Regions from separate parts of the Homo sapiens genome. Here region 2 is linked to region 1. Evidence: chromatin loops called from intact Hi-C (ENCODE). Cell type or tissue: B cell. All regions are shown on one strand. Each heading gives the region's core, and the rest is flanking DNA. Links, peaks and the distances in the headings are about the cores only.

What was found. Peaks named below come from ENCODE experiments on the same cell type or tissue, not always from the same donor. Only the 100,000 strongest peaks of a DNase experiment are listed, where the experiment ranks them.
Region 2: a loop joins it to region 1, with 25 times the contacts of the local background. A loop is called at or near these places in 7 of 110 quality-filtered maps.

The regions. Positions count from the first base shown.
Region 1 is chrX:48,692,174-48,707,211 of GRCh38, forward strand. It overlaps SUV39H1 (SUV39H1 histone lysine methyltransferase), which reads left to right and starts at 4,561. Exons shown (of 6, transcript NM_003173.4): 1 at 4,561-4,630; 2 at 6,729-6,874; 3 at 7,918-8,580; 4 at 14,092-14,238; 5 at 14,325-14,454. The coding sequence starts at 4,612. LOC124905187 (a long non-coding RNA gene) reads right to left here and starts at 947. Exons shown (of 2, transcript XR_007068229.1): 1 at 378-947. RefSeq lists silencers at 4,175-4,254, 4,285-4,584, 4,875-4,974 and an enhancer at 5,115-5,394. In B cell, for the core only: no CTCF peak of the experiment used is centred there; a DNase peak (open chromatin) is centred at 4,408; H3K4me3 peaks cover 1,682 bases; H3K27ac peaks cover 1,695 bases.
Region 2 is chrX:48,906,175-48,919,615 of GRCh38, forward strand. It overlaps SLC35A2 (solute carrier family 35 member A2), which reads right to left and starts at 5,472. Exons shown (of 5, transcript NM_005660.3): 1 at 5,372-5,472; 2 at 3,640-3,822; 3 at 218-369. The coding sequence starts at 5,462. It overlaps PIM2 (Pim-2 proto-oncogene, serine/threonine kinase), which reads right to left and starts at 12,850. Exons shown (of 6, transcript NM_006875.4): 1 at 12,600-12,850; 2 at 12,362-12,471; 3 at 11,607-11,657; 4 at 8,846-9,218; 5 at 8,221-8,397; 6 at 7,008-8,120. The coding sequence starts at 12,660. The coding sequence ends at 7,957. RefSeq lists silencers at 4,666-4,715, 12,627-12,766, 12,857-13,096 and enhancers at 5,076-5,125, 6,366-6,415, 8,106-8,155. In B cell, for the core only: no CTCF peak of the experiment used is centred there; DNase peaks (open chromatin) are centred at 3,647, 3,823 and 5,517; H3K4me3 peaks cover 2,201 bases; H3K27ac peaks cover 2,917 bases.

The DNA of each region.
Region 1 (15,038 bases), core at 419-8,418:
CTGTAATCCCAGCTCCTAATGGGGGCTGAGGCAGGAGAACTGCTTGAACCCGGGAGGCAGAGGTTGCAGTGAGCTGAGATCGTGCCACTGCACTCTAGCCTGGGCAACAGAGCGAGACTCCGTCTCAAAAAAAAAAAATCATTCAATCAACACAATACTAGATTAAGAGCAGCATACTCAATGAGCAGACCTCCCCATTCTCCATGCCCATAACAACTCACACACCAGGATCTTGATGGGCAGGATCCCCCTCTCATTTTTAAAATTTGGCTCTGCCCAGTTCCCAGTTCAAATCAAGCACTGGCCAATTGCAATGGAAAAGGCAAAGACTTAATTATCAGACAGATCTGCTCTAGAACCCGGGAAAGATGCCTCACCTCTGAGCTTTGGTTTCCGCATCTATACAATGGAGGTAACTGATTTCCAACGGGGATCCCACTGAGTCACCTCTCTGCCTCCTCAGGACTTGCTCTCCCAGAAACAAAGGAGTAACTCAAAAGCGTCCTTGGCGTTTACAGCTATTTCCAAGGGCATAATTAGAAACTGTTGCACAGCAAAGCCTAGAATTGAGCTCCCTGCCCCTTCCGATTTCTGAAATCTGGTGAATTCGAGATCTCAGACATCCTACCTTTAGAGGAGGAGAAAAAGAGAAAGGTAGTGGGGAGGAAGATAAAGGTGAGGGAGACTCCAGAGAGGGCAGGCTTCTTCAGTCTGCAAGAGCAACGGAAGAATTTCTAGGTGGAAAGGGGAACTCCCCCAAGCTAGAGAAGGAGGGAGTCTCAGGTTTCCTTTAATTCATTATTCTTTACACCGCAACACCACTCCCCACCCCACCCTGACCAGGTCCCCAGATGGGCACTGAGTCTAGGAAGGATCCATCAGCATCATTTATCCCTACTCCCAGTCCCCCACAGAAATCTTAGAAATCCAGTGTTCTGGTTGGCCGGGCGCGGTGGCTCACGCCTGTAATCCCAGCACTTCGGGAGGCCGAGATGGGCGGATCATGAAGTCAAGAAATAGAGACCATCCTGGCTAACATGGTGAAACCTCATCTCTACTAAAAATACAAAAAATTAGCCGGGCGTGGTGGCACATGCCTGTAGTCCCAGCTACTCAGGAGGCTGAGACAGGGGAATTGCTTGAACCCGAGAGGCAGAGTTGTGGTGAGCTGAGATCACGCTACTACACTCCAGCCTGGGCAACAGAGCGAGACTCCGTCTCAAAAAAAAAATGTGGTATACACAATGGAATACTATTCGGCCATAAAAAACAATGAAATCATGTCTTTTGCAGCAACATGAATGAAACTGAAGGCCATTAATTTGAGTGAAACAACTCAGAAACAGAAAGACAAATACTGAATCTTTTCACTTGTAAGTGGGAGCTAAATAATGTGTACACATGGACATAGCATGTGGAATTATAAACAACAGAAACTTGGAAGGGTGGGGAGGTGGGAAGGAAGTAGATGATGAGGAAATTACTTAACGAGTACAATGTGCATTATTCAGGCTATGGATACAGTAAAATGCCTGACTTCACCACTACACAATGTATCCGTGTAACAAAATTACACTTGTGGCCTGGCACTGTGGCTCATGCCTGCAATCCCAGCACTTTGGGAGGCCAATGCACATTATTCAGTTGATGGATACAGTAAAATGCCTGACTTCACCACTACACAACGTATCCATGTAAAAAAATTACACTTGTGGCCTGGCGCTGTGGCTCATGCCTGTAATCCTAGCACTTTGGGAGGCCAATGTACATTATTCAGATGATGGATACAGTAAAATGCCTGACTTCACCACTACACAATGTATCTGTGTAACAAAATTACACTTGTGGCCTGGCATGGTGGCTCATGTCTGTAATCCGAGCACTTTGGGAGACCAAGGCAGGTGGATCACTGGAGGCCAGGAGTTTGAGACCTGCCTGGCCAACGTGGTGAAACCCCATCATCTCTACTAAAAATACAAAAATTAGCCAGGTGTGGTGGCACACGCCTGTAATCCCACCTACTCAGGAGGCAGAGGCAGGAAAATCGCTTGAACCCGGGAGGCAGAGGTTGCAGTGAACCGAAATCACGCCACTGCACTCCAGCCTGGGTGACAGAGTGAGACTCTGTCTCAAAAAAAAAATATTATATTTGTACCCAATAAATTTATATGAAACAATTAAATGCTTCTGAGATCTGGCTTAATGGTTGCTCAGCCTGCATTCTGGTTCCACATGTAGGTCTGCTTGTGAAAACTCATTACAGTGTTCACCCCTGGTCTGTGTACCCTTCTGTATTTGTGTTACACTCCAATCTGAGGTTTACATTACAATAGGTCAAACCTGTGAATAAAACCTTATATTGGCTCCGGCACTGGGCAACGCAGTAATCATTAAATTAATGCTGAATGAACAGACAACTGGCTGGGAGTGGGACACGGTAGCAATAAGATGGCCTCTTAACTTTTGAGGTCTCCTGAAAAAGTGCTAGTCCAGAATGATTCACTTTCCAGATGAGCAGGAGACACCCACCCCAAGGTCACTTACTGCAGGTTTTACAGACCAGTTTAAGAAACTGCCTAAGATCAAGTAATTTAGTAAATGGCAGAGCCTGGATATGAGTCCAGGTAGTCAGGCTCCAGAATCCAGACTTTTGCCCACTACTTTATAGTGTTTGGGGGCACTACTGGCGACAGACCCTTTTGTCTCCCTCTCAGATCCAGACAGGCAGAGGTCCTGTCTTAAATCACTCTTGTGGGTTGGACAGGTCTCCTGGACACCCGGGAGTGGGAGAGCCCTGCTGCCCGAGGAGACTGGGGGTACATGAGGATGAGCACCTGACTCTGCTCGAGAAGGAGTAAGGGAGGGAAGGGGATGCATGGTGGGACCTTCGCTCCTGTCTGTCCCCTCAGGGCAAGCTGGGGCTGACGGAACCTCAGACCAGCCAGTCACTTCTTAATGAGCTCACAGCTGGACTGGCAGGCAGACAGAATATCCGTTTGGTTAACTGTATAACTGTTTGGTTGACTACAGAACTCATGGAGTGACAGGGAGAAGGCGCAACTTGAGGACGTGACAGCGCAGTTTCCTGAACATCTAACTGAATGACAGCCTGCCTAGGACTGGCTGGGGCTGGTAGCCTGACAGTGGAAAAGACAGGCAGCCTCCTGAGGACCTTGCAGGCTGGCTGACTGATGGCCCGTGGTGCTACTGCCTGCCTGGGTGGCCGGATGTTGTGAATGACTATTGTCAGGAATCACAGCTGGCGGGGGAATGTCTAGATGTTATACTGTCTGGCACCGTGTAAAGGAGGGCCACCTGGGGAAACTTCAGGCTAACTGATCAACAGACCCGTGGCTGCTTGCTAGGCAGCTGTATCTGGTGATCAACTATCCACGCTGCTCGAATCACAGCATGCTGGAGGGCCTGGCTGGGTGCTCTGACTGACTGATCACCTGACAGACGGTGCGGTCAGTCGGATGCTGAGAATGACTGACGATGTGATGAGGGGCGGATTGAACGAGTCACAGGCCAGCTGGCCAGGAGCAAAATCGGCATAGCTGTCTGACTCGATGGCTGTACGTGGTTACGGACTGTCTGCCCTGATAGAATCTCAGCTTCAACGCATCAGAGGAGACTGACTTGACCAATGGTGGGGATGAGTCGCCTGAGAAATGACAGACTGGCTGACCCACTGACAGGTGGTGTGGAGGCTTAATCCTACCTCTAGTTGCTGTGACTATTTGCTTTGAGGGCCTAGCTGGATGTTGTGACTGATCGTGGTGTGAATGAGAAGTAATCTGAGGGAAAGACAGTGACCAACTGATAGTGCCCGACAGGGCTGTATTAGATGCTGACAGTGACAGCTTGTCCCGACCTAATCACAGCCCGCCTGGGGGCATGGCTGGATGCTGCAGTCTATGAGAGGATTTAGCCAGGGAGAATCGCAGCTGGTCCCAGGGCTATGGTGGGTGGAGAGGAGGACTGATTGATCTGCTGACAACGTGAGGACAGGATGGTCTTAGGGAATGATAAGGCAGGCTGGCTAACAGTGCTGTCTGCCTGCCTCCAGGGAGTCGCCGCTGGCCAGGGCACAAATGGAAGCCAGTATTGACTGCCCAGCAGTGTGGATGGGGGCCGGGAGTCTGACTAGGCACCTGTCTGGGGCGACCGCCTGAGCAGTTGGATACGGCACTAGTCCACCTGGGAGCCCCGGCCTGCTTGGGGTTAAAATGAGATGACGGGCTGACTGACGGTGATAACAGGGAGTATGACAGGACTGAGGAACCACTGCGACTGGCTGATAACGTGATTGGCTAGCAGTGTGACAGACAGACCAGCGCACGGGCAGGGCCTCTGGCAACTTTAGCTACCGCCGCTGTCGCTCCCGCTGCCGCCGCCGCCCAGACGCACTCTGGGAAAGCGCGGCGAGCACCCGCCTCCGGGACCGAGCCGGGCGGCAGGGAGGGGTTCGGTCACGGCTCTCCGGTTGGTCCGCGCGGGTGCTGCGAGTCGGGAGCCGCGGCCAATAGGCTGCGCGTTCCCGGCCACGCCCGCGCGAGCGCTCTTCTCGCGAGGCCGGCTAGGCCCGAATGTCGTTAGCCGTGGGGAAAGATGGCGGAAAATTTAAAAGGTGAAGCAGTGGAGGCAGAGGCGCGGGCCCGCTGGCCGGGCCGGGTGGGCTGGAGGGGTGGCGTTGCCGGCTCGGGGCCCCGGCGTCCGAGGCCCCGGCGCCGGGAGCCGGAAGCTCGGCGCGGAAAGGATGAGGCTCGGGGAGCGCGGGCCTGGTGCGCGGGGCTGGGCGGGGCTCAGGGGAGGGGGCGCGCGCCTCGGAACGCAGCGGGCCTGGGGCTAAGTGGGGACGCAGGAGGGGGGCGCGCGCTGCAGATCGCGGCCGGACCGGCGCGCGCACGCGCGGGGGCTTGTCGAGGAGGCCGCGCCCGCGCGCGGGAAAATCGGCCCCTGGTGACCGTTACCCATTCGGTGTCCACGCGAGACGCCGGAAGGGGAGGGAAGATAAGGGGGACAGACCCCCCCTTCAGAGTGCGGGGACTGAGAACTCTTCTGGGGGAAAGTATCGCCTCTCGGCGTGATGGGGGAAGGGTTTGGAATAGAGGATCTCCCAGAAGAGAGAAATGGGGCCTTCCTAATAGGACAGCTGGACTCCCCCATGTGCAGGGAAAGAGGGGTGACTCAGTTATGTTGGGGGGCCCCTCTATGTGACGAAAGCCGCAGGGAGGATGGGTTCCACAAGTGGGAGGACCTCTGAGGGGTTCAGGAGAGTCCACCTGTGGCCAGTTCCGGAGCCAGCAGCTGGAGGGTGTTAATTGGGACCACTTAAGTGGGGTTTCAAATGCAAGTGAAGGAAGGGGTTTGCGAGGACAGGCTGTAGGGAGAGGAAAGCGTGGGCACAGGCGGGCTCAGTCTCCACTTGGTCTTGCCTAAGTAGGGGGGGTAGGGCTTGCACACGAAATAATTTTGAAAAGCTCTTGTACGTTTTTAGGTTGACATCTAAAGTTTAGGTGTGATTTTTGCAATGGGAGGCAGAAAATATTAAACATTTTAAAAAGATGATATAGGATGAGGACTGACTGCCCTTGGAATGTTTTGAGACATGATTTGATAAAATGGCTTCTAAAGTACTTTGATTAAGAATGTGCCTTGAATCAGAAAGAAATCTGTTTTTTAAAATCCGTGTGTCTTACAAAATTTTGGCAGTCCCAGAAATATACCAGGTATATTTAAAAGAATCAGTGTCACTAATCTGTACCGCTTTGCGTATAAATTCAGAGCATAACCCTTTGGATGAGCTTTACTCTTCACAGAAAGATGGATGAGACAGAAAGTCAAAATGCAGTGTGAAAAAATATACCTTGTGGATTTAAGGCACCCAGATTGATCATTTAAGGAGCCTTCCTGTAATGTAGTATCATTCCACAATCTCTTGCTCATAATTCCGAAATCTAAAAAGCCCTGAAAACTGAAATCCTTTTCTTAAATTTGGCACCATTTATGGCAAAAGTAGATTATAAAGTGGAACTCTTCTGTGAGGCTATTTTATATCTCTATTTCTCCTATTTAATGTGGGAAATTCATACTTTTGCTGCAGGACGGTTAATGCATTTGATTATAGCTTGATGTCCCCTGGCCACGCTGGGGGTGTTAGGTGATGTATGGGATATCCTAGAACTAGTCTTGTAAAATCCAAAAAATTTTGAATTCCAAAACACATCTGGCCCAGGAGTTTGAGATAAGGGATTAAAGACCAGTCTTTCCAGTTACGCCTTTGTTTGGTGCCCTGGAGGTTTTAATCTTGTCCTCCCATCCGCCCCACCTCGGGGCACTGCATCCTACTGAGATGGGGGGTTGTTCTCTTTCTTTTGCAAAGTGGAGAGAGGGGTGATCAGGTCCTGAACCCAAAGCAGGTTTGCAGGCAGTTTTAGGAATGACATGGAGTTTGAAGCTCTGGAAATAGATTCCTTTAGGACAATTCATGTTGCAAACCCCGCTTAGAGGTCTGCTGCTCCAGGGGCAGCTTTGGGCAGTGAGTATTGGGGTTCAAAGCACATTTCTGTTGTAGAACAGTCTCAGCACTGGGGAAGGCCTGTGGATTAAATTTCCCTGACTCTTAGTCAGTCTTTGGGATGTCCCAGGGAGGATTTGGGGTCCCCTTTGACTCCTGGCCTAGTCAGGCTGCCCAGTAATAGTTCTTTCTGCCCCGCTTGATCCAGGCTGCAGCGTGTGTTGCAAGTCTTCTTGGAATCAGCTGCAGGACCTGTGCCGCCTGGCCAAGCTCTCCTGCCCTGCCCTCGGTATCTCTAAGAGGAACCTCTATGACTTTGAAGTCGAGTACCTGTGCGATTACAAGAAGATCCGCGTGAGTCTGGGGTGACCATGCTCTGGGAGGGGACAGGTCACAAGGAAGTTAGTGTCCTGCCCTCTTGTCCCCAACTGCCCACATCTGTTTCCAAAGGGAATTTTCTCCTTTGACCCTGAAAACACAGGATGAATAGACCCTTTTATCCCTATGTTACAGATAGGGAAACTAAGTAGCTTTCTGGGCAGGAGCCGGAATGAATTCCCAAATAAATCTCTTCCCATCTCCCTAGGAATACAAAGTAATTGCAGAGATTGAGATGCTGAACCCTGGAGTGGAAATGTCAATAGCTAATGGCTATTGAGCACTTTCAGTGTGCCAGGCGTTTCCTCTCGGAAACTCATTTAATCCCCTAACAACTGAAATGGGGATAGTTATTGCCAGAAGGGGGAGTGGCAGGATGGTTAGGAGAACAAACTGGAGTCAGCATGCTTGGGTTCCAGTCCTGGTTGTGTTACCCCAGGCTACCTACCCAAACCTTCAGTACTTCATTTTCCTTGTCGTAAAAGAGGGATAACTAGGAGCATCTACCTCATGTGGGGTTGTGAGGATTAAGTTAGTTAATAATACATGTAAGCTGCCTAGAACAGGCAAGGACTTGTCAGGGTCCAGGTGAGCCAGGGTGGTGGCAGTGATGATGGTTTGTCACTGGACGTATTTTGAAGGTGGGGCCAACGGGATGTGCAGAGGGTGGGTGTCGGAAGTGTGAACAAAAGAGAAGTCAAGGATGACTCCAGGAGTTCCGGTCTGAACAGCTAGAAGGGAGGGAGCTGATGATGGGGAAGACCAAGGAGAGGAGTGGGTTTGGGAGATTAATTAAAAGTTGGAACAGTTTGGACAGACAGTAAGGGGGAGAGGAGGATTTGAACCTAGTAATCCTCACTCTAGAGCCCATGCTTTTTAATCACCGCATGAAGTCATTCCAGAAAAGGGGTGGGGTGGGGTAGGTGTTATCCATCAGCTTTGGGATGGAAGCCCCATGAAGGCTGGCCCAAAGATCTCACTACTTACGGTACCCCCGTCCCCCTACCCACCCCCAACAGGAACAGGAATATTACCTGGTGAAATGGCGTGGATATCCAGACTCAGAGAGCACCTGGGAGCCACGGCAGAATCTCAAGTGTGTGCGTATCCTCAAGCAGTTCCACAAGGACTTAGAAAGGGAGCTGCTCCGGCGGCACCACCGGTCAAAGACCCCCCGGCACCTGGACCCAAGCTTGGCCAACTACCTGGTGCAGAAGGCCAAGCAGAGGCGGGCGCTCCGTCGCTGGGAGCAGGAGCTCAATGCCAAGCGCAGCCATCTGGGACGCATCACTGTAGAGAATGAGGTGGACCTGGACGGCCCTCCGCGGGCCTTCGTGTACATCAATGAGTACCGTGTTGGTGAGGGCATCACCCTCAACCAGGTGGCTGTGGGCTGCGAGTGCCAGGACTGTCTGTGGGCACCCACTGGAGGCTGCTGCCCGGGGGCGTCACTGCACAAGTTTGCCTACAATGACCAGGGCCAGGTGCGGCTTCGAGCCGGGCTGCCCATCTACGAGTGCAACTCCCGCTGCCGCTGCGGCTATGACTGCCCAAATCGTGTGGTACAGAAGGGTATCCGATATGACCTCTGCATCTTCCGCACGGATGATGGGCGTGGCTGGGGCGTCCGCACCCTGGAGAAGATTCGCAAGAACAGCTTCGTCATGGAGTACGTGGGAGAGGTAGGGAGATGGGACCCGGTGTGTGTGTGCAGCTCTTCCCACCCTGTGTTCACAGTGTGCACCCGGCTCTCCTCACTGTGTGTCTGAAACTCCCTGCTTTCCCTATGGGAAAGGCCTGGGAGACTGATCTGAGTGTCACAGGGACATTGGGCAGGGGCTAGTATTCCAAGCTGGTACACACCAGCATGGCCATGCTGGTGGTTACAGGAACACCAAAATACTTCTGCACTGGGTTGACTTTATCAGGGTACTTAGCAAAGAAGAAAAGTGGGAGCTGAGATCCAGGCAGCCTTAGCATTCCTTGTAACAGGCCATGTGGTCTGGCATAGGGCTGCATCAGCTGGAAAGGCACTTCCTCTTCTCATTTCACAAGGGCCCATCTTATCACCAAGCAGTATCTGCCTGAGGAGCATTGTTTTACCAGTCTGCACAGAAGGAACGCAGTCTGGAGTAGGATGAGACATGCCTTGGACAAAGGTTGGCTAACTCCTTTAGACTTTCAGGACACTGGGGAAGGCCGAGTGTATTAGGCAAGCCAGCCATTGTAAAAACAACCCCCTCATCTTAGTGACTTTGCACATTACAAGTTTGCTTGCTCATGGAACAGTCCATTGTGGGGGTTTGAGTGGGTATCCTTTCACACAGCAACTGGGACACCTAGGCTCTTTCCCTCCTGTGCCTTTGCTGTGCCTTGAAGCCTTGGAGTCACTACCAGATCCTCAGCATTGCCTGGCAGGCGGGCCAAGTGGGGGATAGAAGGGGCCCATCCTAGTGGGCCAGGCCTAGATGCAGCACCCATCACTTCTGCCCATGCTCCACTGGCTGGAACTGAGTCACTGGCCTTACCTCCATGCAAGAGAGGCAACAGGATGTGCTTTAGCCATGTGCCCAGCTGCACAAGGCTAAAGCACAGCCATAACTAGCAACTAGATAACTAGCAAGTATCTACAACAGAAAAATGTCGCATTCTAAGATGGGATGCAGTTAGCATTTGGGATGAGATGATTTTTCGTTATGTAGAACTGTCTCATGCATTGGGGGACATTTAGCATCCCTGGACCTTGACCATTTAAATCCATGAGTGTGCCCTGTCATAGTGACAACCCCAGATACCTCTATATATAGCCATAGGTCCCTTAGGGGTGTGATATAGTTGGAAAGTGACAGAAACTGGCCTGAGGAACACTCACATGAGGGTGTCCACACTGTAGCACTGATACTGATGACAAGGAGAGGCTCCTACTCTGAGAAACTGTACAGAGGGTCACATCTGACAGGGACAGAGACAATCTTGGGTAGAACAATCTACACCACAGAGGACCCTGACAGTCTGGGCAAGGAGACAGCCACACCCTGTCCAGATAACCCTGCTGGCCTGCTGGAGGAGATGTCTACATGCCACAGGACCTGGCCATCTGGAAGGAGGAGGTGGGGAGGTGTCCACACCCTGAGGGCTCCTGACAGTGGGCGGGGGAAGGAGTCCTGATAATCTGCAGGAAGTCCATGTCCCACAGTGACCCCAGTGACCTGGAGGAAGAGCTTGTGCTCTCCACACTCTAGAGGACCTGGTGGTCTGACTTAGGAAGTGTTCACACCCATGTTGTCATGACAGGAAAAAGAAGTGTCCTCACCCCAGAGGGATCCGGACAGCCTGGAGATCTAGTCTACACCCAAGGGCACCCTGACAGTATCGGGGGAAGTGTCCATGCCCTCAATGTCCTGACGCTCTGGAGGAAGTGTCCAGAGGTTGAAGGAACCCAAACTCTCTGGAGGAGATGTCCAGACCCCATAGGACCCAGACAGTCCACCGTCCTAGGGGCTGCACAGAGCAGGAAGTATCTCAGCCTCACTGTACTGGCATCTGGAGGAAACACTGTCTACCACACAGGGTCCTGACAGTCGAGGAGGAAGACTACACCCCAAGGGCAGCCTCAGACCCTCCTGGGCCTGAGACTTTTCTGGCTGCTCTTCCTTAGTGTCAGTGTCTTTAATCCTCCCAGGGATCCTCTCAGCCCTGTCCTCACCCTTCCTGCTCTCCACACATTCTTGCTGCACTATTTCCTGACCGCCCTCCAGCACCCTCAGACCCATGGGTCCTCCTGATGGTGCCACAGGCCTCCGGAAAGAGCCAAACTCATCTTCCCGCATTCCCCTCTGAAGAGACAGTATAGCAAATGGTTAGGAGGGTGGACTCTGGATCCTGACTGCCCGAGGCTGAATCCCAGCTCCACTACTCATCAGCAATCACTAACCTCTGTGCCTGCATTTACTATGTAAAATGGGAACAATAATAGCACTCACCTCACAGGCTTGTTACAAAAATTAAATGAGTTACTATGTATCAAGCACTTGGAAAAAGCACTTGAACAGTGTTCAGTACACAGTAAGTTTGATACAAATGTTATCAGCATAGTTCAAACTTCAGCAAATCCAAAATGTCTGGAAGACCAAGTTTTTTTGTAACCCATCTGGCTACAGGACCCAGCCTGACCGGATAGGGTCCTATTTGTAGTTTTTATTTATCCTACTTGGGGTAATAGTCATACATTTCGTTGCAGCAGTTCTAATTTACTTGATTCTGTAGTGCCGTCCCAGATGCTGCCAGGGTGTTACGGAATCAAGGGCCTATCTGCACACCATGCTATCTACTGTCCTTCTTCAGCTGGGACATGTACTGACAGTCTGTACCAAGAGCTCCCTCCACGGGAGCTGCCCTTCCCTCCTTTGCAGCCTCCCACATTGGGTCAGAACTTTCACGTTCCTGCAGAACATTCCCATCCTCACCCAAGAGACAATGCCAGCCTATTTTATCCATTCTAAAACATGCATTTTCTTCCTATTTTAACATCTCGGAAATGAAGATGTCTTAATTAAATCATGGTGTATCATTTATAATTAACAGCAGTTTTTCCTTTCTTGGTAAAGGGCACATAAAATTAAGGGTGTGCCTTACATTTATAACTGGTCCTCATAACCACTCCTAACATTGCTCACTCTCCTATCAGAAACAGGAACACCTTTCACGTCCATGATCTTGTATGGATCTTTACAACAGCCCCTGTCAGGTTGGGATTTTGTCACTGTCATTCCCATTCTGCAGATGAGAAAACTGAGGCCCAGAGAGGTAGAATAACTTGATTAAAATCACAAAAGTAGTACAATGGATAAAAAAATAAAGGCCCAAATAATATCTAAAACTGGTACCCTGCCAGGCTGTAGCTTTTTTTTTTTTTTTTTAGCTGAGGAAACAGGCACAGAGAGAACATTCAGGATCCCATATCCAGGAGGGGGCAGAGCAGCAGCTGACTCCAAGTCTTCTAGTTCCCATTCACGTCAGCACCCTCTCGGAACTGCCAGCTTACAGCCTGTCTTTTCCATTCATTCTGGAGAGCTGTTAGGGAGCAGAGACAGGCCCATCTGTTCCCAAGCTTTCAGGGTTGACCAATCATTAGAGAATGGGACTGAAAAGAAGATGAGAAGGAACCAAGAAGTGTTTGTGCCCTGGAGGGCCTGCAGTATGACTCACTCCTGGTGAGACTGGGAGAGCAGGTAGTGGCAGAATAGGCATGAAGATGGAGACTAGGAAGGATGTGGGCACTCCTCCTGGCTCAAGGAGGGCCTACGGTGAAAAAGATGGCTCATACCCCACCCACTAGGCCTGTGAGCCTGGGAGAGGCTGCCCTTTGATCCCAGGACTTGATCAGACAAGTGGCCAGCTTCTGAGGTAGGGGAGGAACGGGAAGCTTGGAAGGCTGCCTAGAGAGGTCCCATCTGTTTGAGCTGATGCCACAAGGAAGACTGTTCTCCAGGAGGTGAAGGGAGACTGATCTTGACATATTCCACCCTCATGTTGTGGCCCTTAGGAGAGAGTCCCCACTCTTCCACCAGGTGGTAAAGCCCTTTTATGATCTGCAACTCGTTTTAGAGAATCCGTCTCTTCTCCATTCCCCCTCAAGCCCTAAGCACTGTTTCCTGATCACAGTCTTACACTGTGGGTGTGTGAATCTGTCTCTCTGTGACCAGACTTTGACCCCTTGAGGGCAGGGACCAATCCTGGTTCCTGTGTATCCCCTACCCACCTGTGACCCCTGAGAGTGGACCGGGCCTGGTCCCTGTGTCTCCCTGATCAGACCGTGAGCCCTGCATGCTGGGACTGGGCACAAGGAAGGCCTCAATAAAAACCCTGGCAAGGGAGCCAGGTTCCTCAAGGAACAGAACTGGAGCACGGGGCAGTGGGTAGTGTGGCCCGAGGCAGGGTAAATCTTGGTTTCCTCAAGGCATTGTTAGTCAGCCTTTGGCATGGAACACAGCCTTGAGGGGACAGCCAGGGAGAACACCAGTGTGGCCATCCTAGCTAAGGAGATGGATTCCCAAGTCAGAAGGGCATGGTCACCGGCCCACATGAGGGTGAGCAAGGAAGGAAGCCCGAGAGGGGTCTCTGGAGAAGGGAGGGGAAGGAAGAAGTGTGGCGGGGGAGTACTGGAGCTACCTGGAGGGCCGCCACTTGGACAGAGGACAGGCTGCTAAGCCAGGAAGCAGAATCAAAGTAAACAGCAGTCCCCATGTGTCTCCTGTGTGCTGTGCACTGTTCTTGGCTGAGGTACAGTGGGACCCCTACCCAGGGAAGGGCCTGGTCAGCTACGCTTGGGGATTGGCAGGAGGCTGCCGTTGCTGGCCTCAGGGAAGAGGGGCCATGGGGCCGGAGATTTGTTGGCGTGGATTGGGAGGCAAGGACAGGCTGGGGCTAGGATGGCAGCAAAGCTTCCCATTTCCTAGGACAGGTAGGGAACCAGCTGGGGAGGAGGCACCCACTGCCGTCTGAAGCACCAGTTGGCACTGCGCAGCCCTGGGCCGAGGGAGAGCTTCTCTCACTGTGCTCTCCCTTCATCTTTCCTCCTCCTCTGCTGCTGTCTCTGAAGTGTGTGGCCTCAGCCTCTTTCTGGCTCTCTGAACCTGGGCCTCCCTCTGCCTCTGCCTCCACCTCTCTTGTCTTGAGGCCCTTGCCCCCTTTCCCCATGGCCTGGGTCTCTTCTTCCCCTCTCTCCACGCCCTCCCTGCTGGGTCCTGCATGGGCTCAGGCTCCCTTGCCTGGATCAGTAAGTATCTCTCCCTGTGGCACCCTGGGTCACTTTCTTTCTTGCCCTTGCTTTGGTCTCTCCTGATCACCTTCCTGCTCCGTCCCAAGGCACTGGAGGCTCCAGGGGTTCTTGGGCAGCTCTTGCTGGGTGGCGGCAGGAGGTGCTCGCGTGGCCCCAGTTGGGCCCTGCAGCCAGGCCAGCCTGCACTCACCGCCAGGGACTCCTCCTGCTAGCCAGAGGCCTGAGGCGGGCCAGGCAGTTGCCAGCTGAGGCCCAGCTCCTCAGGAAGGGCCGACAGACTCTCTGCGTCACTGCCCATGTGTGTCCACGGGCAGGGGTGCCTCCTGCTCCCTGTCCTTCAGAAGTCAGGAGCAGTGCCGGCTTTCCTGAGACTTCGCGGCCAATCTCCCCTTACCCATGGCCCTTTCCCTAGATCATTACCTCAGAGGAGGCAGAGCGGCGGGGCCAGATCTACGACCGTCAGGGCGCCACCTACCTCTTTGACCTGGACTACGTGGAGGACGTGTACACCGTGGATGCCGCCTACTATGGCAACATCTCCCACTTTGTCAACCACAGTGTGGGTACCCCCGGCAGGCGGGCAAGGGGTCGAGAGGGGCAGGCTGGAGCCCCTCCTCACTCTCCCAACTGTTCTTTCTCGCCCAGTGTGACCCCAACCTGCAGGTGTACAACGTCTTCATAGACAACCTTGACGAGCGGCTGCCCCGCATCGCTTTCTTTGCCACAAGAACCATCCGGGCAGGCGAGGAGCTCACCTTTGATTACAACATGCAAGGTGGGGGTGGCAAGGGACTGGGGGCAGGGGCGCACTGTGACTTGGGACACAAGGACCCCTCCCAAAGGCACACCAGTCACTCAGAGAACCAAGGAAAATTCTTTAGCGGGAGCTTTAAGATGCTCTTCCTGACTCCCAGTCCCCCATTCGGACTACTAGACCCCTGCCTACCCCTCGAGTCCCCTCATTCCCAGCCCCTGAACCCTAACCCTGAGGCATTCATACCAACTTCTCCCAAGATTCCTGGAGAGTTAAGAAACTCCTGACTCCAGTCTTGACTGAGTTTCCCTCATCCCCCAGCCCCTCCCCACTCCTAGCTCCCTTTGGCCTTCTTCATCCCAAGCCTCTGGACACCCTTGTGGCCTCCAGCCAGTCCCCTCCTTGATAAGCTAGCCACCTCTGAGACCCTCAAGGGCAGGTCTTTGGCAGGAGAGTTCAGATGTACCTCTGGATGCCCAGGTGGCCCTCTATTCCTGCCCCTGCCCCCCCCCACACACCTAAAACGACCCTCCTGGTTCCTTGACGGCTCCCTGCCTCCCCCAGCATTCTTCAACCCCTGGCCTGAACAACCTCCAGTGCTGAGC
Region 2 (13,441 bases), core at 1,637-9,636, 220 kb after region 1:
TTATTTCTTTTAAGTATCCTAGCATCTCAGTGAACAGGCATTACTATTTCCACCCCCAATTTTCACAGACGAGAAAAGGGAGGTTGAAGGAGTTCCAAGGACATTCTGAAGGTGACATAGCCCCTGTCCTCTGCAACACCCCCCCACCACGCTATTCCCATACTCCAGTCCCCAACCCAGTTAGTTCCTCTGGGGCCATGCTGGGCTTGGGGCTCACCTGGAAAGTGGCAGCTGGTAGGTTAGAGATGGCAACATACTGGAGGTTATTCTGCAAGGTGTAGATGAGAGAGGGCACTGCGAGCTTGAGCGTGTCCACATACTGCACCAGGACAGCCTCATGGAGGAAGAGAACCAGGTGCTTCACGTTACCTAGGTGGGAGGAGGAGAGCCCTTCTTAGCACTGACAGCCATACATGGGGAACCCCTGAAGGCTGGGAACAGGCCTTGCTCCTGTGACTCCCCCATCCACCCTGCTGTCCAATCCCTGGAGGCTGGAATGAAGTATGTGATCTTGGTTTTCCCTAGAGTACAACCATGTTTCCAGCAAGCTTTTCTGAGACTCAGTTTAATGGCAGCAAAAGAATCAGCCATCCGTGTCTGCTAATCACAGAGCATGTCACTCATGTTAGAGCCTACCTCCCTGGCAGAGAGCCCCATTCAGGGAAAGCACTCAATACTCAATATATTTGTGTACAATGAAATAACCAGCATTAGGCCAGGTGCCGTGGCTCACGCCTGTAATCCCAGCACTTTGGGAGGCCAAGGCAGGTGGCTCATGAGGTTAGGAGTTCAAGACCAGCTGGGCCAACAACACTGAAACCCTATCTCTACTAAAAATACAAAAATTAGCCAGGTGTGGTGGCAAGCGACTGTAATCCCAGCTACTTGGGAGGCTGAGGCAGGAGAATTGCTTGAACCTGGGAGGTGGAGGTTGCAGTGAGCTGAGACCATGCCATTGCACTCCAGCCTGGGCAACAGAGTGAGACTCCATCTCAAAAAAAAAAAAAAAGAAAGAAAGAAATAACCATCATTAACTTGGAGCTTATGAAATAGAAGCCCTAGGAGCTGGGGTGGAGGGCTGTCTCCCACACAGAAGAGTTTAGTCTAGACTTTTTTTTTTTTTGGCACAGTGGCGCGATCTCGGCTCACTGCAAGCTCCACCTCCCAGGTTCAAGCCATTCTCCTGCCTCAGCCTCCCAAGTAGCTTGGACTACAGGCGCGTGCCACCACTCCCAGCTAATTTTTTGTATCTTTAGTAGAGATGGGGCTTCACCGTGTTAGCCACGATGGTCTTGATCTCCTGACCTCGTGATCCGCCTACCTCGGCCTCCCAAAGTTCTGGGATTACAGGTGTAAGCCACCACACCAGGCATAGTCTAGACTTTTAGACTTATCCTAGCTCCTCACTGACCCATGTGCCGTCTGAGGGCAGGGGCCATCTCCCCCTTGTTGCATCTTTCTGTCAGCCCTAGACACAGAGTTGCCTCTGCCACATGGATGAATGCAGGCTTGACCATTAAGCAGAAGTCCGCTTGGGACCTGCTCCAGTGAAAACATGATAATCGGGCTGGGCGCAGTGGCTCACGCCTGTAATCCCAACACTTTGGGAGGTTAAGGTGGGTGGATCACCTGAGGTCAGGAGTTCGAGACCAGGCTGGCCAACGTGGTGAAACCCCGTCTCTACTAAAAATACAAAAATTAGCCGGGTGTGGTGGCAGGCGCCTATAATCCCAGCTACTCAGGAGGCTGAGGCAGGAGAATCTTTTGAACCCGGGAGGCGGAGGTTGCAGTGAGCCAAGATCGTGCCATTGCACTCCAGCTCAGACAACAAGGGCAAAACTCCATTTCAAAACAAACAAACAAAAAACATGAGAATCATTTCCTATGTAACAAGGCCTTTGCAAAGCTCGCCCCACTTTTTGGCAGTTCATCTTTTTTTTTGGCGGGGCGGGGTGGGTGGGTGAGGAGTCTTGCTCTGTCGCCCAGGCTGGAGTGCAGTGGTGTGATCTTGGCTCACTGCAACCTCTGCCTCCCGGGTTCAAGCAATTCTCCTGCCTCAGCCTCCCTAGTAGCTGGGATTACAGGCACCTGCCACCGCGCCTGGATAATTTTTGTATTTTTAGTAGAGACGGGGTTTCACCATCTTGGCCAGGCTGGTCTCTAACTCCTGACCTTGTGATCCACCTGCCTCTCGGCCTCCCAAAGTGCTGGGATTACAGACGTGAGCAACCACGCCCAGCCAGCAGTTCATCTTTTAAGTCACAGCTGGGTGTCACTCCACAGGCAAAACTTCTTCAAACACTGAACAAGGTTGTCCCAGGAACTCCTACTGATGTTCATTCACCAAACCCTGTGCACTCCTGGTCTCCAAACTCGAATTCAGGGGAAAAAAATTCCGGGCAGGGGAGAGAGGGGTGCTGAAATTGTGGCTAAGAGATGAAGGCCTGTGATTAAGTCTGTGGCTATCTGTTATTTCCATCTTCCATCAGCAATGAGGACAAGCTGCTCCTCTGCATTGCTAACCCATCTACCCCCACGGCCTGAGGCAGTGTTCACACCTACACTGTTCACAGAGTTAACAAAGGTAAGAGCAGGTCTCTTGTTAACCTGGAGTTAACAGGTGGGTGAGAATATTCTCTTCAATGTAAACAAAGGGCAAAGGTGCATAATTCATCTCCATCCCTTTACTTATGCAAGACCTTTTTAGAGAAACAATTGGGCAACACTTCAAAGTAGAAGGCCTTCAGGGAGATGTTGAAATTAGCAGATAAACCCAACTTCCAATTTACAAGAGATGTAGAAGACAGAATACTTGTTAAATTTTTGAGAATATTTGCCTTAGGGAGGCAGTCAGCAAAATCCAGACTACCCAAAGTCTACAAAACAAATGACCTGTTTTCTCCAACAAATTAATTGCAAAGACCAAAAAACCCCTAGAGATTAACAGATTTAGAAGATACCAAACAAGGCCAGCCTGGTGGCTCACGCCTGTAATCCCAGCACTTTGGGAGGCTGAGGTGGGCGGATCACGAGGTCAGGAGTTCGAGACCATCCTGGCTAACATGGTGAAACCCCTTCTCTACTAAAAATACAAAAAAATTAGCTGGGCGTGGTGGCACGTGCCTGTAATCCCAGCTACATTTATTCAAGATAATTCAGGGGAATTTACTTCCATACAATATTACTTCGTGTGGGATTTACTTAAAAATAATAAGAGGATAAGGACGTAGGTAGACATATAGATTGGCAGTGAGTGAACAATCACTGATGTTGTTTAAAGCGGCCATGAGTTGCTAATTGCTGACTCTGGGGGATGGGTACATGGATATTTTACTATTTGATTATTCTCTCTGATTTTGCATGTATTCGGAATTCTCCATAATATGAAGCTAAATCACATGTGAGAGATCCCTGCTACTTTATAAGCATTGGCAATCTCACTCCTACAGCCCACACAGGCCGGCTACCCGGCTGTTAGGGCTAGAAAAGTGTAAGATGCCGCTACGCATAGCTGGAGTGGCGCTCCAGGCAGGTTGAGATTTGGAGACACTCCTGAAGCAAACCATCTGTGTGAACACACACACATACATGTGGAGTCTCACCCACCGACCCCAGTGCAGCCCCATCCCTGGTTCGTACCCCTCTTCTGTGCGAAGAGCAGCAGCAGGCAGGTGAGACCTTTGAGCACTTCCGCCATGACCACAGCAGTGGTGGCAAAGAAGCGGTCCCCTGGCAACGTGCGGGCGTAGCGGATGCTGAGGATGAGGGAGGCATTCTGGACCACCAGCACAGCTAGGGATATGTACTTCAGGCGCCTGTGAGCTGTGGGGAACGGAAGGGGCAAGGGGGAAGGACGGGGTCAGAAGCCGCTGGGGCATAGCCACACCACCACCCACCCCCTTTCTTTCTCACCCAGGACCCTCCTAGCCATGGCTACTTGCTCCCTCAGCCTGCCTGCCCTCACCCAATAAGGGTCTGACTCCTACCGGCTTACTGCCTCAGCCATGAGCAGGAAGAGCCAGAAGGGAGAAATGGGCCCCACCCTGTCCCAGTCCATACCTGGAATCCTTACTGAGGTGTCAGGTAATGGCTGAGGCAAACCCTGGCCACGCGCCTCGGCTTCCTCCCAAGTGAGAAGCAACTCTTCCCCAGAAAGAATACCGACAACTACATTCTCCACGTTTATTGAGTGTTTACTGTATGCCTATCACTGGGTTAAGGGATTTCTATGGATTACCTCAATAGACTCATATCACTGTCATCTCCAAAAGAACTGCGAGGATTCCCATTTATGGATTAGCAAACTGAGAATTTATATGAAATGATGCTCCTGTTTAATGAGGGACTGTCTCATGTAAAGAATAACACATCAATGCAGGGAATGAGGCCACTGTATGAGGTATGTTCACCCCCTAAGAACGGTCTTTCTCCTATCTAAGAAATGATTCGATTCCCTCACACTGAGAATGGCCTACATCCCATATGGAATGATCCTCCTCATACCCAGAATGGTCTCTCCAACCCCTCACTCCTGTGACAACTGGTTCCTCTCGAACCAGAATAGTCTACTAAATACAAGAAATGATTCCCACATGCTCCCAGGGACTGAATCCTGTATCAGGAATGGTTATCCCACCAAGAAAGGTCTGGCTCCCTCAACCAGATGAGGAAATACTTCCCTGCACTCCACATGGTCTGCCCTCCCACCACCGCACACGGACCCTCTAGCTAATGAATTTTTCCTTGCTCTACCCACACTCACAATGAGCTCTCTCTGCTATAAGGAAGGACCCGGCACTCTCAGAACGTTCTTTCTCCACCATATAACGATGAGCCCTCCCACCCGAATGTACAATGAACTCTACCTCCATTAGGAGGGAGCCCCCAGAACGGTCTCCTCCGCACATAATGAAAGACACCCCCATCCTCAAAATGGACCCTCTCTAGTCACATAAAGAAGGACTCGCCCCACCCTAACTCACAATAGTCTCTGTCCCTTTATAAGGAAGGAACCACCACCCTCAGAATAGTCTCCCCCTTCTTCAGTGAGGAACTCCCACACCCGCAGAATGGTCTCTTCCACACGGAAGGACTCCACATATTCAGAATGGTTTCGGTGGCCTTAGCCTTCCCAAAAAGAATTACCCACCACACTCACAATGGTCTCTACTCTCCATATGCGGAAGGATCCCACAATCACTCTCAGAATGTTCTCTTCCCCGCCCCCAACACACTGACAATGTGCACACACACACACACACACACGTCGGTCCACACGGGATGCTCCCTCTCACTTTAGTGAGGAACATTCCCGACTCCCAGCGATCCCGACCTCCGCCTCCCATGCGACTGCTCGGGCAGACTGTCTCACCCGCACTGGCGGTCCCCGGCTCCAATGCACCCGCGGAAACCGCCCCTGGCCCGGGCGCCGCGGTGGAACCACCAGCCCCAACCGCTGCCATGTTGGCATCTGCCCGGCCCGTCCCCTCGGCAACAGAAAAACCACTTCCGCGTTCGTCACTTCCGCTGCCGGGCCACCTGAGTGAAGGTGGAGCGAGAGCCGGGATCGTCAGGGTGGTGGCTTTTCTCCTCCGCTCCTAAAAGCTCAATGTATGAATAGCCCCGGGATTTCCAAATTCCGTCGGATCGGGAGGCCGGGGACACGGCCCGATCGGCCTACCCACCATCCCTACAGAGCTTCATCGGCCCATTCCTGTCACTAGACCCGCCTTATCCTGCCGTTCGTCCGCTTCACTGATCGCGCTTTCCAGATCATCCCCCGATCTTGTCTCCTAGACTCATTGGTTCAGCCACCCCTTTCATCTCGGCTCTTTATTGGCAGCTTCTCCATAAGGCGCCGCCCTTTCCGTATCAGAAACTACCAGGTGCTTCATGGTTGGACTGAAATTCCGCTTTCCCGTCTTCCAGAGAGGCCTCGCCCCCTGGAGAGCACACGGGAATCTGGGGACGAAGAAACTTTGACCTGGCGGGGTCGGGGTGAGGGCGTACTGGCATCAGGTGCGAGTCAGGAATGTTAAGCTAGCAGATAAAAGCAGAGCAGGTGAGGATAAACAAGTGAAAATGCAAAGGAAAGTTGACGCACATAAGGGAAGACAAGTGAGTCACCACTGAGGATGGCAAAGGGGACAGGCGAAAGGCTCACAGGTTAGCTAGCATTTGGAAGCAGGGCAAGAGTCCGGGCCAGAGGCGGTGGCTCACGCCTGTAATCCCAGCACTTTGGGAGGCTGAGCCGGGCGATCACCTGAGCTCAGGAGTTCCAGCCTGGGCAAAACGACAAAACCCCGTCTCAAATAAAAAAAAAAAATTACCCGGGCTTAGTGGTATGCACCTGTACCCAGCTACTCTGGAGGCTGAGGCAGGAGAACCGCTGGAACCCGGAAGGCGGAGTTTATACTGAACCGAGACAAATAAGCAGGGCAAGAGAGGGAACAACTCAGGTCGGAACAAGTGAAACCAACATGGAATAGGGTAGGCCAGGTAAGTCAAGTGTTGAAGGAGAAATTAGAGGGATGGGTATGTAAGGGTAAAGATGGGGGAAGAGGCTAAAGATAAAGAGCAAAACAGGTGACTACACCCTGGACAGATTCCAGTCAGCGCCCAACCCCAGCCCCGCCCTGGCCAGTACCCTGACAGGGCTTTTCTTCTGCAACAGGGGAAAGGGCTTCTTCATTCCCCTGGGGTGCCAGGGAAGGTAGTTTTTCTGCTTCTGAGATAGCCATCTTGATTGGGGATGTGCCCTAAACACCTTCAATATGCACAGTATCTCCAACAGAGAACCCTTCTGCACATACTGGGCACTGCATAAGATCAGGGGCAGGGGAATCAAGATTTTTTTGTGTGTGTGTGGTGCAGCTTCAAGAATCCTTAAAGCTCTTTAGGATGGCAACATAAGACTGTGGCTTCCTGAGGACAAAGCAGAGGGACAGTCTGTCTCAGTGCACAGTAGATGCTCCATAAAAGCCTCACACCTACAAATGGCCAGCCGCTTCTGATTCTATTACTTTTATTAAATAGTGGGTTTCCACACATGGCTTTTTAAATAATCCAGGCAGGAGAAGAGAGGAGGGCACACTTGGAACTCCCCTCCCCACAATACGTGATTATTTACATTTTAGTAATTGGACAATCCCGGCTCAGGAGGAGGTTGCAAGAATCTGCAAAAGTTGGAGGGAGCGCCCCAGGAGAACAAACAGCAAGCCTTATTTCCCCTAGCCCATCCCCCAAAAAACCATCCATCCCATCCTAGTGTCTGGTGGTGTCCGGTGGTGTCCATCTTCCATTCCTTCCCAAATTATGGAAGTAAGGTTCTTCTCACCAGAATAAGAGCACTTGGGATAACAGAGTAGGGTCCCCTCACCCAAAAAAAAAAAAAAAAAAAAGAAGCCTTGGGGTAACAACAGGGCATTACCTCCCCCAGAATAAAGAATCCTGGGCTGAGGCAGGTAAGCAGCTTGACCCAATATGGGACCCTAGGCTAGGGGAAAGGGTCCCTTTACTAAAATAAAAGCTACTGGGGTATTGGAAGGAAAGCACCCTTGCCCAAGTAAGAGCATATGAACTAAGTTTGTGTGGTGGTAGTAGGAGGTGCCAATGTGGGGTGACACATCATCAGAATAAGAGTCCCGGGGCTCAGAATGGGAACAACTTCACCAAAATAAACTTCCTTAGCAAAATGAGAAGCAAGAAGTTCCCCCTCCAGAATCAGGGACCACAGGTTCTGGGAGGAAGGCTCCTTTGTAGGATTGGGAAGGGAACTGGGCAGACTTGGTTTATGTCTTCTAACCCCTGATCCTCAATCCCTTACCTTAGTAATACTGGACTTTAATGACTGGTAATGACCTGTAAAACCAAGTCAACAAATGTCCATCTATCCCTGTGACATGGCCATGGGATGGCTCTTCTGACCATTGGGGGCCAGGCCAGGCCAGGCCAGGCTTAGGGTAGCAAGGACCAGGCCAAAGGGGCAGGGCCTCCTTTGGAGGGGTTGAGGGGTACATCCTCGGCTGGTGTTTGCATCCAGGGGTCCAGCAGGATCTCTTCCAGTGAGGGTCGGGAAGAAGGTTTGGGGGCCAGGCACCGGCGGATTAGGGCACAGCAGTCTGTAGGCCAAGAAGCAGAGAGGGAAGATTAGCAGTCAGTAGGGGGTACTGGTCCCTGAGAAGGATGGAGTCTTCTGGGCTGGGGTCAGTGAGGCCTCACCTGGGGAGACATGGGCTGGGAAGTGGAGCTCAGCTTCCAGAATCTCCTGGTCCCTCTCAAAGGGAATGTCCCCACACACCATGTCATAGAGGAGGATGCCCAGTGACCAGACAGTGGCCGGGAGTGCATGGTACTGGTGTCGAGAGATCCACTCTGGGGGGCTGTACACCCTTGTCCCTGCACACAAGCCAGGGGTTAGACCAACTCAATCTCATGATGCCCTTCTCCAACCCCAAACTCTCCAGGAAGGATGGCCTCACCACAATTAAGAGCACTCAAGATAAAAGCAGAGTCCCCTCACTAGATAAAAAGCAGCTAAAATAACAGAGTCCCCTCAACAGAATAAAAGCACTGAAAAGTAACAGGATCCCCTTACCAGAGAAAGAATACTCAGGATGGTAACAGGATCCCCTCACCAGAATAGGAGCCCAGAATAAGGTTAGCACACCATTAAAAGATGGACTTTATCAGAGGGCAAGGCTGAGAATCCCCAGTATTAGCAATCGATCATCTTATATAATGCAGTATGGGTCAAGGATTACAGGACACCCCACCACTGGAGGCCAAAGGTCACAAGGCCATCAAGTAAAAACAATCCCTCCAGGGAGATTTAGAGAAGCCTTACCATCAAAGTCAGTGTAGGGTTCATCATGAAGCAGGGCACCAGAACCAAAATCAATGAGTTTGGCACAGCCACGGCGTAGGTCTATCAGGATGTTCTCATCCTTGATGTCACGATGGACAACTCCACGGGAATGGCAGTGCTGGATGGCTGCCACTACTTGGCCAAAGAAGCAGCGGCTTGGGCCTTCACCCAGTGGGCCCTTCTCTGTGATATAGTCAAAGAGATCCTGGGCGGGCAAAGGCCGCTCGAGGACCAGCATGAAGCCCTCCTGTGTCTCAAACCAGTCAAGCAGGCGGATCACGCCAGGGTGCCCACCACCTGCACCCACTTTCCATAGCAGTGCGACTTCGAGTGGGCATGTGACTGAGTCTGACTGGGGGCACAGGTGGGGTGGGAAGCAGGGAGAGAAAAAAGACAGATGTCAGGGCAACAGCTCTGAGGCTTTTTACCTAAGCTCAACTCAGGGCCCCTTTTCCTGACAGTGTGTCGCTAAGCAACTCACTTCCCTTCCTGGGCCTCACTTTCCCTAAAGACACAAACTCACACAGCGATTGAGAGGGTGAAACCAGCAAAGAGCCTGCACAAATCTCGCATGTCGTAGATCAATAAACATTTGAATAAACGAAAGAAGTTCGGCCAGGCACAGTGGCTCATCCCTGCAATCCCAGCACTTTGGGAGGCTGATGTGGGTGGATTGCTTGAGCCCAAGAGTTCAAGATCAGCCTGGGCAAAATGGCACAAACACAAAAATTAGCCAGGCTTGGTGGCATGCACCTGTAGTCCCAGCTACTTGGGAGGCTCAGGTGGGAGGGTCGCTTGAGCCAAGAAGGCAGAGGTTGCAGTGAAGATCACACCACTGCACTCCAGCTGTCTCAAAACAAACAAGCAAAAATACAAAGAAAAATCTGGTTATCAACTGAAGGCTTTCAGCAGAAGCAGCACCACCATTATGTGTTTTGTTTTGTTCCCTGACATATCCCAGATTAGAATAGTACCTTACACAGGTGATCAATAAATGTTAAACAGATGACAGCACTTAATAGCATGGGCTCTGACAAGCAGTTAGCACTCAATAAACACTTATTGTGTAATGGTTTGTTTTGTTCACGGACGTATATGAAGCACTAGAACAGTGGCTGCTAACAGAGTAGGGCTGAATAAATATTTGTTAAACAGGTGAAAACAATTAGTAAAAAAGGACCTAGCACAAAATGAGCTCTCAATACTTATGTAATACTTTGCTGAGTGTCTAGAATTATGTCTGTCATATAGTAGGTGGTCAATATACCTAATTTGTTAAACAGCTGAGTGATTTATTACAAAGGACCTAGCACAAAAGGACTTAGTGTTATCATGTGTTTTGTCAGCATCACCAAGCACCTAGAACCAGCCAATAAAAAGCCTAAATGTGGCCCTGCGCAGTGGCTCACGCCTGTAATCCCAGCACTTTGGGAGGCCGAGACGGGCAGATCACCTGAGGTCGGGAGTTCGAGACCAGCCTGACCAACATGGAGAAACCCCGTCTCTACTAAAAATACAAAATTAGAGGCCGGGCGCGGTGGCTCACGCCTGTAATCCCAGCACTTTGGGAGGCCCAAGGCGGGCAGATCACTAGGTCAGGGGTTCGAGACCAGCCTGGCCAACATGGTGAAACACGGTCTCTACTAAAAACGTAAAACTTAGCCGGGCATGGCAGCGGGTGCCTGTAATTCCAGCTACTCAGGAGCCTGAGGCAGGAGAATCGCTTGAACCCAGGAGGTGGAGGCTGCAGTGAGCTGAGATCACGCCACTGCACTCCAGCCCAGGCAGCAGAGCGAAACTCCGTCTCAAGGAAAAAAAAAAGTCATAAATGCAGCCGGGCGTGGTGGCTCATGCCTGTAATCCCAGCACTTTGAGTGGCCGAGGCAGGCGGATCACCTGAGGTCAGCAGTTCAAAACCCGCCTGGCCAACATGGTGAAACCCTGTCTCTACTAAAAATACAAAAATTAGCCGGGCATGGTTGTGCGCTCCTGTAGTCCCAGCTACTTGGGAGGCTGAGGCAGGAGAATCACTTGAACCCAGGAGACGGAGGTTGCAGTGAGCCGAGATCGCGTCACCTCACTCCAGCCTGGGCAACAGAGGGAGACTGTGTCTCCAAAAAAAAAAAAGTATAAACGCTGGGGGCCACAAAATCCGCCCCCCACTGCCTCCCCAAGCCCTGCGCAGGTACACTTCGAGCAGCAACCTTCTGGGATGAGGTAGAGCCCTCTCCTGGCCAGGCTGCTGACTTGCACGGCAGCAGACGTTTTCTCACCGAGATGCAAAAATACCGATATTGCGCAGGCGCACCCTCTCCCTTTGGGTCCCATGGACTGCGCAGGCGCAGTTTCCCCTAGAGCCCGCCAGGGGGCGCTCCCAACTCTACAACTTGCCCAGACCCGCCCTGATGTCCGTTAGCGTTATAACGGCAAGAGAGAAGCAGCCACCATCACCATGGCAACCAGTGACCTCTGCCCCTTGTTCCCCACCAGCACGCCCTGCGGGCAGTCCCCCAGCAGTGTTTGGAGGAAGGATGGTAAAGGTTTGTTGGAGGGGAGAATCCAGGGCTCTAGGGGAATTGGGGTGAATCAGAACTGTATGTCACCCCAAGGGAGTATAAATGGGCTGGCAGTATTCTCACTGTTACAGGGCCCAGGGAGTCATACATCCCCTGGAAAAGCAAGGAGGTGAATACATCAGTGATGGAGTAGGTAGGTTAGGAAGGGCTCCGAAGGTACTCACCAAGGGGGACCAGCCCAGCACACGATTCCGGGGAATCACTTTGATGGCCACCTGGAGAAGAAGGCCGTGATAAGGAGGCCAGCAGGTGATCCCCAGACCCCTCCCAGTCTAGACCTTCTGCCTACCTCCAGTATTCCTCCATCTACCAGCACTCTAGTCTTTCTGGTCCCCAACCACAGCACCCCACAGAACGCGTACCAGGGCGTCTCCCCTGCCCTCCAGGTCCTCGGAACCAAGTTTATCTCTCCCACCTTCCTTAGCCCTGGGCTCTCCGTTCTCAGGCATCAGGACTCATCACTCCAAGTCCTGAGTTCTAGATTTCCTGATACCCCAGGCCCACAATCTTCCTATTTAGCTCTACGACACCCCAACTCTGTACCAGGGTCCTGGTCCGCATGACTCCACACTGGACACCTACCTCCAAAAGTCCCACAAATCTCACATCTAGGTCCCTGCTTTCCCACACATACACAGCCTGGACCCCGGGGTCAAGGAACTCCGGAATCTGAAGCCCCCTGCCCCCCCCCCCCGCCCATAACCTCCTAGACCGACACACACACGCGCACGCACACACACCTGGCCCTCTACACACACTGCAGGCTCACTCCTCGGACACGGACACGGACACACACACACACACACCTGGTCCTCTACACACTCTGCAGGCTCACTCCTCGGTCAACCAGCATTCCAGGGCCAGGACCCCCGCCCCCGCCACACGCACCTGACCCTCCCAAGACCCTCATGACGGATACCTGGAGTCGATCTGTGAGGCGGTGTCCTGCGAAGACGGTGCCAAAGCCCCCCTTACCCAGGAGGGGGCCGAGTCGATACTCGGCCTCGAACGCTTCCCGATCCTTGCCTCCTACGCAGGCGGAGGCGAGGAAGTCAGGGTGGCGGCGTGCTGAGCCCAGCCACGACTCCCTCCCCCCGCGCTGCAACCCATCATTCCAGCCCACCCCGTCTGGTTGCAGTAGGGGAGGATGTACTCACCTGGCGGCGGCGTGGGGGTCCCGGGGGGCGCGGGAGGCCCCTGTAGAGGCTTGGTCAACATGGAGGTGGCGCTGCGCAGATTGAGCCCACTGAACCCGCTAAGCCCGCAGGGCGTGGACGCCCGGGGCAGCGCAGCTGGGGAGCCAGGGCTGGGGGGCGCCAGGGTGGAAAGCAGAGAAACTGGTGGCCCGGAAGCGCCCGCAGACGGCGCAGCGTTGAGATTCGCCGCGCGCGCCAGCCCCAATGCTACTGAGCCTGGGCACGCGCCTCCCGGGAGAGTCACCCTGGGCGACAGCCCCGCCCACCTGGCTTTGATCAATCCGGACGCGGCACCTGCTGTACCACAGCCAATCGGAGCCAGTTCTTATTTGCATACCACCCTCATCGTTTCAAGGGCCCCCTTATGCAAATACACGCTCGGTTCTTCCGAGGAGGCGGGGCCTGCATGTAAATGAGGGGGCTTGAGGTGGGGCTCACACCAAGAGGAAACCGGTTCTGGGAATCCCTTTGCAGCACCGCGCTTGTTTTGGTTGTTGCGCGGGGTTGTTGTTGGTAGTGGTGGCGGTGTGTGTGTGTATTTACACTTAAAAAATAACTGCGCAGTATCCTTTCCTGGGAAGTTGGTTTGCCGCCGCTGCCTGGATATTAGCACAGAGATAGCGCCAGGCCGGGCTTCTAAGAATTCGCGCTTGTGGCTATCCAAGACTCCGTCTCGAAAGGTGCTTGTCGGACTCCTTCACCGGAGTCCTCCAGGCGACTGGCGGCCTTCACTGGAAAGCTGAGGCCAGGGCCCTGGAAATATCTGGTAGCCAGGGAGGGGGAACCCCTACCATCAACGCCAC